Linked DNA regions of Homo sapiens: region 2 is linked to region 1. A link is a loop called in an ENCODE intact Hi-C map of the cell type or tissue named here. Cell type or tissue: endothelial cell of umbilical vein. All regions are shown on one strand. Each heading gives the region's core, and the rest is flanking DNA. Links, peaks and the distances in the headings are about the cores only.

What was found. Hi-C counts contacts between places; a loop is a spot of excess contacts. Peaks named below come from ENCODE experiments on the same cell type or tissue, not always from the same donor. Only the 100,000 strongest peaks of a DNase experiment are listed, where the experiment ranks them.
Region 2: a loop joins it to region 1, with 4 times the contacts of the local background. A loop is called at or near these places in 13 of 110 quality-filtered maps.

Annotation. Positions count from the first base shown.
Region 1 is chr20:51,749,441-51,754,811 of GRCh38, reverse strand. All of the region lies in intron 1 of ATP9A (ATPase phospholipid transporting 9A (putative)), which reads left to right. Among named protein-coding and RNA genes, the nearest start is that of ATP9A, 16 kb to the left of the region's middle. RefSeq lists enhancers at 4,556-4,605, 4,353-4,963. In endothelial cell of umbilical vein, for the core only: no CTCF peak of the experiment used is centred there; DNase peaks (open chromatin) are centred at 2,331 and 4,421; H3K27ac peaks cover 3,169 bases.
Region 2 is chr20:51,693,512-51,698,882 of GRCh38, reverse strand. ATP9A (ATPase phospholipid transporting 9A (putative)) reads left to right here. Exons shown (of 28, transcript NM_006045.3): 5 at 1,401-1,459; 6 at 2,739-2,790; 7 at 4,781-4,875. Among named protein-coding and RNA genes, the nearest start is that of ATP9A, 72 kb to the left of the region's middle. RefSeq lists an enhancer at 1-323 and a silencer at 3,039-3,333. In endothelial cell of umbilical vein, for the core only: no CTCF peak of the experiment used is centred there; DNase peaks (open chromatin) are centred at 1,872, 2,242, 2,362, 3,062 and 1 weaker place; H3K27ac peaks cover 2,579 bases.

The sequences.
Region 1 (5,371 bases), core at 276-5,275:
CAGTGTCTCACTCTGTTGCCCAGGATGGAATGCAGTGGTGTGGTCTTGGCTCACTGCAACCTCTGCCTTCTGGGTTCAAGCAATTCTCATGCCTCAGCCTTCCTACTAGCTAGTATTACAGGCATGCACCACCATGCCCAGTGATTTTTTTTGTATTTTTAGTAGACACAGGGTTTAGCCATGTTGGCCAGGCTGGTCTCAAACCCCTGACCTCAGGTGATTTGTCCACTTTTGGCCTCTCAAAGTGCTGGGAATACAGGCCTGTGCCACCATGCCTGACCTAAGAAATTTATTCTTCTTTTTTTCCCGAGATGGAGTTTTGTTCTTGTTGCCCATGCCAGAGTGCAATGGCGCAATCTCAGCTCACCATAACCTCCGCCTCCTGGGTTCAAGCAATTCTCCTGCCTCAGCCTCCTGCGTAGCTGGGATTACAGGCATGCACCACCAGGCCTGGCTACTTTTTTGTATTTTTAGTAGAGACGGGGTTTCTCCATGTTGGTCAGGCTGGTCTTGAACTCCCGACCTCAGGTGATCCACCTGCCTTGGCCTCCCAAAGTGCTGGGATTACAAGCATGAGCCACCGCGCCCAGCGTTGGCTTCCTTTTCTGTATCTGAGATTGAGTTTTAGACATATAGGTTAGCCAAGTCACAGGAACACTGAGCTTAAATTGTCAAGTCAGGGTGGTCTGTCCTCCTGTGGGGCTCCAGGCTCCAGGGCCTGGCCAGGCACTCTCTTCTTGAATAGTTTATGTTATAAGGGGAGCAGTGAAAAAGTCTAATCTTTGTTTTCCTCTAATTGAAAAATGAGTACATATCTATGTAAAAAAAAATGAGAGAACAGGCCGGGCATGGTGGCTCGTGCCTGTAACCCAGCACTTTGGGAGGCTGAGGTGGGTGGATCACCTGAGGTCAGGAGTTCGAGTCCAGCCTGTCCAACATGGTGAAAACCTGTCTCTACTGGAAAAAAAAAAACCAAAATTAGCTGGGCATGGTGGCACATGCCTGTAATCCCAGCTACTTGGGAGGCTGAGTCAGGAGAATTGCTTGAACCTGGGAGGCGGAGGTTGCAGTGAGTCGAGATCGTGCCACTGCTCTCTAGCCTGGGTGACAGAGCGAGGCTCAGTCTCATTAAAAAAAAAAAAAAAGAAAGAAAAAGAAAAATGAGAGAACAGAGAAAACTGATAAAGGAAATGCTGGTATTATGTTATTTTTCCTTCAAAGACAATCACAATGAACACAAACCTTTTAGCAGATGATGTTTTCTTCCTGTTTGTTTCTGCGTGTACATTGTTTTATGACTAGGAACCATGTAGAACGTGGGTTTGTTGTTGTTGTTGTTGTTGTTGTTGTTGTTGTTTTTTGAGACGGAGTCTCACTCTGTTGCCCAGGCTGGATTGCAATGGCATGATTTCGGCTCACTGCAACCTCCGCCTTCCGAGTTCAAGTGATTCTCCTGCCTCCGCCTCTGCCTCCCAAGTAGCTAGGACTACAGGTGCACACCACCACGCCCAGCTAATTTTTGTGTTTTTAATAGAGACAGGGTTTTGCCATATGCAAATGACATTTTGAATGACAGCATATTTCTTTGAATAGACATCTCTAATTTACTTAACCAGTGCCTTATAGTCTCACAAGTTGATTTGTATTTTATTTTCACTTTACAAGTAATGTTTTCTTTTTCTTTTCTTTCTTTCTTTCTTTTTTTTTTTGAGACAGAGTCTGGCTCTTGTTGCCCACGCTGGAGTGCAATGGCGCCATCCTGGCTCACTGCAACTTCTGCCTCCCAGGTTCAAGTGATTGTCCTGCCTCAGCCTCCCAAGTAGCTGGGATTACAGGCGTGCATAACCACCCCCAGCTATTTTTGTATTTTTAGTAGAGACAGGGTTTGACCATGTTGGCCAGGCTGGCCTCGAACTCCCAGCCTCAGGTGATCCACCCACCTTGGCCTCCCAAACTGCTGGGATTATAGGCATGAGACACTGTACCCGGCCACAGGTAATGTTTTCATTCTGAATCCTGGCCCTTCCTAAAGCAAACAAAGAGAAAGTAGAGAGAGGCACTGACTCCTGCCCGGGGCCTGAGAAGTCACCTAACTGGGATCGGATAAGCCTGACCAACAAAGAAGCACTCAAAAATGCAGTTTTGTGTGTGATACCACAGAAAACCAGTGCTTAAGAATCTTGGCCTTGTTTTTGGATATTTCAGAGAATTGCCGGCTGTTTGAAAGGGCATCCAGATCTCTACACACTCACAGAAAAGTTAACAGAGGTTTATAGCATGAAGACTAAAAATAGCTACTGTTGATTCATCCGTTTATTCACTCCATAAATATTTCCTGAGCACTTACTCTGTCTCTGGCAGTTTTAATATTAGGGATATAGTGGTCAACACGTGCGAGAGAAATCCCTGACAGTGTGGGGCTTCCGTTCTAGTGACACACAGTAGTTTTTCTTGTAAGAATTTTGTTAAACTCCGTTGGTGTCTTGGGTGCCAGCATCACTGTCTTAGGTATTTTAAGTGGATTGTCTTAATGGCATCGTCCAATACTAGGTACTGTCATTGTTTTATTTTCCAGGAAACGGAGGCTTAGCAGGGTTAATTAACTAGTCCAGGGTCCCACAGCTCGTAAGCTGCTGTCTCTTGTCTCCCAGGTCTCAGCTCAGCTGTGTCTTTGGGACATCTTTCCAGACCATTCACTCTGTAGGAGCCACCTACCGCTGAGTAGCATATATTTTTTTTTTCTTGTTTTTTTTTTTTTGTTGTTGTTCCTACCTTGCCCACCTACAAAATGTAGGCTCTGTGAGAGCAGTGCCCTCGTTTGTCTTGTGAGAATCCCAGTGCTTAGCACAAAGGCTGGCACCTAGTAGGTGCTCAGTAAATACTGGCTGCTTGATTAAATGAGCGAGTGAATAAAGAAGAGGAGCGGCCGGGCGCGGTGGCTCACGCCTATAATCCCAGCACTTTGGGAGGCCGAGGCGGGCGGATCACGAGGTCAGGAGATCGAGACCATCCTGGCTAACACGGTGAAACCCCGTCTCTACTAAAAATACAAAAAAATTAGCCGGGCGTGGTGGTGGGCGCCTGCAGTCCCAGCTACTCAGGAGGCTGAGGCAGGAGAATGGCGTGAACCCGGGAGGCGGAGCTTGCAGTGAGCCGAGATTGCGCCATTGCACTCCAGCCTGGGGAGAGCGAGACTCTGTCTCAAAACAAAACAAAACAAAAACAAAAAACAAACAAAAAGGAATAGGAGCAACAGGGCATGGTGGCTCATGCCTGTATCCCAGCATTTTGAGAGGCGGAGGTGGGAGGATTTCTTAAGCCCAGGAGTTCGAGACCAGCCTGGGCAACATAGGGAGACTCCATCTCTACCAAGAAAAATAAAAAATTAGCTGGGCATGGTATTGCATGTTTGTGGTCTCAGTTACTTGGGAGGCTGAAGTGGGAGGATCCCTTGAGTCCAGGGGTTTGAGGCTGCAGTGAGCCATGATCGCGTCACTGCACTCCAGCATGGGATGGAGTGTGACGCTGTCTCAAAAAAAAAAAAAAAAAACAAAAAAAACCCAGAAACGTTAAAAAATCTCAAGAGTTTTGCATTCCTAATTCATTGGGGGTATAAGTGGTGGCAGGGCCCACAATGGGCTTCAGTGAGGGTACATGTTGAGCACTGGAGCCAGAAGGAGGATAAACAATGGAATCCTCATCTGCAGAGAAAAAGGGAATTCTTCCTTCCTGATGCCCCTCCCTTCTTCCTTCCCTTCTTTATCCGCGTGACCCATGGCTGCAAGGAAGGAGCCACGTCCAGCCTCCTGCCTCTTGTTGGACGTAGAGCTCTTAGACCCCAATGTGTGTTGCTCATGGACGCTCCCATAGCAGTGCCAGCTGCCATAGCAGGCTTGGAGGGAGGAGGCAGGTGGGCTTGGCAGTGCCAGTGGGGACCCTTGGTGTGTCTCTGCTGGGTTCCTGCCATTTGGATTCCTCCCTAGGTTGCCATCTAGACAATTGAGAGGTGGCTCTCAGATTCTACAACGAGATGAGATTGCCAGACTCCAGCTAAGAGGGCTGGCTCCGGGGTCAGCCTGCTGGACTCACATCCTGGCTCTGTCCCTTATGGGCTGCAAGACCCTCTGAGGTGCAGTGTCCTCATCTACAAGAGGGCGAGGATAGAAGCCCTTGATGTAGGACAGTCGGGAGGAGCAAGGCAAGTCATTCGCGTTGAGGGCTTTGCCACAGCGCTTGGCACACACTCAGCACTTACTCATGTTTTTGCTTATTGTTTTGGTGTCTAGGAAATTGCCTTCCACTGGATTCTGTCCTGTTTTCTGGAATTTTTTGGGCTCGTGCTGTGTGGGGTTGCCAGCCAGGCTCTGTGGCCTAGGTCTGTGTTAGAACCTATGACCGAGTGTCTTGGGTAAACACAAATGCATGAGGTGAGGGAGGAGTGCTGGGCACTGGGGCATGTGAAAGGGCCCAGGAGAATGAGTCATCAGCCCACGCTTAGTGACGGAGCACGTTTGTGTGCCAGGCCTGGGGGAGGTGAATGGTGTCTGCTCTCTGACCTACAAGCTCATGGCAAGATCAGAGGCTGCAGACAGAGCTGTGTGCTGTTTGGGCAGCGGGGTGAGCTTTATTATTTTATTATTATTTTTATTTATTTTGGAGACGGAGTCTTGCTTTGTCACCCAGGCTGGAGTGCAAGTGGTGCGATCTCGGCTCACCGCAACCTCCGCCTCCCGGGTTGAAGCAATTCTCCCGCCTCAGCCTCCCAAGTAGCTGGGATTACAGGTGCCCACCACTATACCCAGCTAATTTTATTGGACTTTTTTTCTTTTTTTAAGTAGAGACAGGGTTTCACCATGTTGCCCAGGCTGGTCTCAAACTCCTGAGCTCAGGCCATCTGCCTATCTCCCAAAGTGCTGGGATTACAGGATGAGCCACTGCACCCGGCCTATTTTATTTTTAGATTAGAAAAAAGTGTACTGAGTCAGAGTCACATGGTTTAATACTTAAAAGCTACAGAGGTGTAGCCATTGCAAAGTCAGTTTCCCTCCCACTCTCTCTAGTCAGCTACCCTGTACCCTTCCCCAGGCAGCCAGTCTTACCATGTTCTTCTGTATTGTTCTAGAAATTTTTAAGCATTTATCAAAAAAACCATGCATCTTTATATAGATAAATAGACATAGATTTTTTGTTTTTATTCTATTATTAATATACCCTACACAGTACATGTATTGTTCACTTAACAGTACATTCTGGCCGGCAGTGGCTCACGCCTATAATCCCAGCACTTTGGGAGACCAAGGTGGGTGGATCACCTGGGGTCAGGAGTTTGAGACCAGCCTGGTCAACATGGTGAAACTGTCTCTACTACAAA
Region 2 (5,371 bases), core at 117-5,116, 56 kb after region 1:
GGCCCCAACTGGCCCCTTCCACTTTCATCTCTCGCTGTTCCCTGCTTTCCTGATGCTTTACGTCTTGCTGAAGGAGTTCTAGCCTTTGGCCGTGTGCATGCTGTTAGCTATTCACCTGTCCCACTTTCTCACATCTCAGGGTGCCTTTCGTCTGTTATTGGTAAACACAGTGTCCTTCGTCTGTCTAATTCTGGCCTCAACTCTCCCACAGAGTTTGTTGACAGCCACCCCTCTGATTCTCCAACCCCTTTCATCCATTATTTGTTTATTGCCTCCTCCCCTCCACTGGAATTGAGTTTCACGTATCCCCAGCCCTTAGAACGCCTGGCATACAGCAGGCGTTCAGTAAATGCTGTCTGGCTGTTGAGACAGGGTCTCACTGTTGCCCAGGCCGGAGTGACATGATCACGGCTCACTGCAGCCTCTATCTCCTGGGCACAAGCGATCCTCCCACACCTCAGCCTCTCGAATAGCCGGGACTATAGGCATGTGCCACCACATCCAGCTAATTTTTATGTTTTTGGTAGAGACAGGGTTTTGACATGTGGCCAGGCTGGTTTGGAACTCCTGGGCTCAAGCCATCTGCCTGCTTCGGCCTTCCAAAGTCCTGGGACTACAGATGTGAGCCACTGTGCCTGGCCCAGTCATGTTTTTTGGGTTGAATGGAACTCACTGCTTTTATTCTGTACTGTGGAGTCAGATGCAGGTGTGAATCCCAGCACTGACCTGTTCTAACTCTGAGACTTTGGGGGAAGGTGGGACATCCTGAGTCTCCTTTCCTCGTCTGAAAGCTGGAGATGGAACTACCTTCTTCTGAGGGCTATTGTGAAGATTAAATGAAACCTTCAAAATCTGTACAGTGCTGAGCACAGAATTAGCATTTAATGTTAGCTTTTACTGTTTATCTAAACATCCAGCAAAAATTATATAGTCTGATCATAATCCTATAAATCAAAGCATGTAGCAATTATAAATTAAAAAGTAAATCAGTCATTTGGAATTAGTTAGCTTCTTTCTTTTTGGTGGTGTTGAAAATTAAGACTTTTTTCCCCCGGTACTTTGCATCTAAGTCACTGTTAAGTGGTGTTGAAAATTAAGACTTTTTTCCCCCCACTACTTTCCATCTAAGTCACTCTGAAGGCAAATAAATGATCTTTCATGAAGGGCTGAAGTTATTCCAGTGCCCTGTGAAGTGGGCATTTATTTCTGCAACGGCCTCTGTAGCGGTTGAACCCTTTCCTGGAGAGGCAGGAAATAATGGTGCTGGAGTCACTGGCAGCTGTGTGTGGGAGCGTGTACTTCTGGGTGTATTGTGTGTTTGCAGGCTGGGCACTCTGTAAAGACGTGTTGAATTGAAATGAATTAAGATGGTGATGTATCTTGAACCTGCTGCTTTGCAGGCACAGTGAAGGTGAAGAGTTCTAACATCCAAGTTGGAGACCTTATCATCGTTGAAAAGGTGAGCAGAATCTGGAAGCTTGTGTGTGGATACCACTTCATGGGTCCTAATGTGTCATTTGTGTATCTGGTAGACGAAGTGAATGTTGAATTTTGGGATTCTATCCAAAAACTTTGCCTGGGGAGAAAAATCTCTTTCCTGTGAGACAGACAGACAGACACACACACACACAGACACACACACACACAAATATTTTTTCAAGGTTTATATGCGTTGGTTAGCCAGAAATCCTGCTTACAAACACAAGTACAAGTTTTGATTTCCTGTTCGATGTGCTTATTATTTTGGGATAAAAAATATCATAAAGTTTTTCCTAGAAGTCTGCTTACTACATAGACACTTAAAATATTTATCTAATTTACCCTTTGAGCCATTTTAGCTTGCATTTCCTGACCTAACCATTGTGCTTGTCTATTATTTTATGGGGAGCAGGGGTTAAGTGTAACCTGAGAACAGTAAAAAGACCAAAAATACATTTTAAAAAATAGCCGTGTCAGTATGTTTGCTACTTTAGCAAACACTCATGTCTTTTTCTAGTGTGTATATTTGGAAGGTATTGGATTTTGAGGGGTGGCTCTGGAGAGGCTTGGAATAATATTTGATTAGAAAAGGGTTGTGTCTTAACTTGTTTCTGTAGAAATTGAGCTATGCTCTTTTAAAGGGATTAAATCCAAGAACTCAAAGCTGCTTTAAGGTAAAGTGAAACTCTTTTGGGTGGCAGCTCAGAAGAACCACACAACCCCCATCTATGTTATCACATACTTTTCTGTTCATAATTAAATGGGGGCTACTGGCTCCCCACACCCCCCAGTTTTTTTTAGAATGGCTTTTGTTGCTTCTTACTACTTTCCTTCCTTATTAAAATCCACTAAAAGCCAAACATCAAGCTGGTAAGTTGGTAGAAGCAGAAAGCGAGAGAGGAGGGTCTGTCTTGAGTCTCAGCAGACAGCCTGGAAGAGAGCCAGCTGGGGAGGCAGGCTTTTGGGATTTTGGGAGGTAATGGTTGAATGTGCCAGAAAACTAGAAGCTCTCTTTCCAAGATAAGATTTTGATAGGGGATTAGTAAAGTAGCAGCAGTGTGCAAGATTTTTCAGATTCAAAACAAAATAAATCCCCAAATCTGTCTTTGACAAAGGCAGAAACGTAAAAGAGTCTGTGAGTTTCAGTCCCCCCTGCCCCAACCCACCGAGGGGTTGGGGGTGGGGGCGGAAGCCCCCCTCCCCACCGCACAGCACACGGTCATTCATTCACAGTAACAGTCTTTCTTTTCATAACACAGAACCAGCGGGTCCCTGCCGACATGATCTTCCTGAGGACATCAGAAAAAAACGGTAAACATCTGAGATCAATTTGGAAAATAACCATTAACCTTTCAGTGGTAATTTGGCAAAATAATCATTTGAAAATGTCACAAAGTAGATTATCATTTTGGAGCCATGGAGGCAAATCAAAAGCATCTTTTTAAATAGACCGTGCTTTTTAAACAGTGTTGTTGGTGTTTTAAAAGTCAATAGATTGTGATCATTAAAAAATACAGTTTGTGGAACACCGGCTGACTCACAGCTGGTAAAGTCACGCATACAGTGGCTTTGGATTTCCTCTCCCGGCTGTGTTAAGCTCAACCTCAGGAGTTGGGACGAGGAAGTGTCTCTACCATGTAGAAGTAAACAGAAATCCTTTCTCTTCTAAGCTGATACCAGCAGATGTGTCATGATGGGGGCAGTACAGAAACTGGGGAGAGGTGGGCGTCTTTTCTGCCCTTTGTTCATGAGTCAGGGGACCTTGCCTATAGCACCTATTGATTTATTTATTGTAGCCTGAGTTTGTGGGGTGGGAATCTCTGAAGTCTCCTACAAGGCCCTTAACTCCTTGCAGTTGTTCCCTAGGGTGGCAGCTGTCATTGCCTGCCCACCCTATGAGTCTACTAAAATTGCCTTAGTTTTTTTTTTTTTTTTTTCCTTGAGACCGGGTCTTGCTCTGTCGCCCAGGCTGGAGTGTAGTGGTACGATCTCGGCTTACCTCAACCTCTGCCTCCTGGGTTCAAGCCATTCTCCTGCCTCAGCCTCCCGTGCACCACCATGCCCGGCTAATTTTTGTATTTTTAGTAGAGACGGGGTTTCACCGTGTTGGCCAGGCTGGTCTCGAACTCCTGACCTCAAGTGATCCATTGGCCTCCCAAAATGCTGGAATTACAGGTGTGAGCCACCACGCCTGGCCAAAATGGCCTTAGTTTTAATTTTTGTTATTTAAGCTGTTCTGAGGAAATAAGGCTGTTTTTCCCTTATCTGGCATGATCGGAGGTTTTTTGAATACATGAAAAATTTACATTCGTATTCCTTTGAGGATGCTGCAACGTATTTCATTATGAATAGAATTAAAGTACAAGTAAAATTTTATACTAATATGTAATCAGGACAGGAGATAAAAGGCACTAGATTAAAACAGCCTTTGAAAAACTGCAGCTTTGTCTTTAAATTCGTTCTTGTGTCCTATTTAGTGAAAACAGAGCATTATGGAGTAGGGCCCCTGACATGCTCTTTTTTTCTTGAAAAAACAAACAAACAAACCAAAATTATGAGTGTTCTACATTAATAGTTCTCAAAGACTGAACTGCAGTGGCAGTGAATGGGGTATGTTCTGTATCTGATGGAGTATACAGCTGACTACTTGCACGGATCTGTATGTCAGACTGAAAGATACACCTCTGAAATGTGCCAGCCCATAATGACCTAGTGCTTGCCTGGATCGATCAGTCCTGTTCTGAACTCTGCGCACGAATCAGCTCTTTAATTGTCACAACATCTCTACAGGGTCAGTGCTGTTCCTATCTCCACTTTTACACACGAGGAAACTGAGGCTCAGAGAGGATAGGCAACTCTCAGGGCACAAAGCTATTACGTGGCAGAGCCTGGACCTGCACTCAGGTGGTTTGGGTCCTGAGAAGGTGCTGGCGATGCCTGGCCAGACGGCTCGGAATGCTGGTCAACCTGTGCTCGTCCCCGTTCTATCTCCCCATTGAATCTTTACAGCAAGCTTGCGAAGTCTGCGTTTCTCCACGTTTTACAGACACTAAAGCTTGACAAGTCCAAGAAACTAGCTGGGGATCCCACTCAGAGGGAGTGGCGGAGTGAGGATTTGAACTCTGAGCTTTTTGACCCCAGAGCTTATTATGGAAGAAGTAGGAGATAGGATATGTATTTTCTCTTGTGGTCGCTGGCCATTGGTTGGCTGTTTTTACAAGGACCAGAGCAGACGCTGCCCAGAGCTGCCAAGGGAAGGGTGCTTGAGGTGCAGGTGACGGCACCCGACTTCCTTCCACAGGGTCATGCTTCTTGCGGACGGATCAGCTGGATGGGGAGACGGACTGGAAGCTGCGGCTTCCCGTGGCCTGCACGCAGAGGCTCCCCACGGCCGCCGTGAGTAGCTTTCCCTGCAGAAGCCCATGCGGGCAACCTATCTTAGCAGGGTTCTCAAACTCATACCTGGGGGGCCAGGCATGGGATGGCAACTTGTGAAGTGGGGCCAGTAGGGGAGCGTGGGGTCCTGGAGAGCCCCTGGGCCTAGTTGGCTTTCCTGACGTGACCAAAGCAGACCCCGAGTGCAGGGAGTGAGCTCTCCTGCGGGAAGCTAAAAACCATAAGGAGCCTTGCCAAGGGGCCTCACCAAAATTGAAAAGGTAAGCCAGAGCATGCCATTCCTCTGCTCAAAACCTACGAAGGTAGGCCAGGCTCAGCGGCATGCACCTGTAGTCCCCGCTCCTCAAGAGGCTGAGTCGGGAGGATTGCTTAAGCCTGCGGGTTCGAGGCTGCAGTGAGCCATGATTGTGCCTGGGAATAGCAACTGCACTCCAGCCTGGGCAGCATAGTGACACCTGTATCTAATAAAAGTAATAACCATAAAATAAAAAAAAAA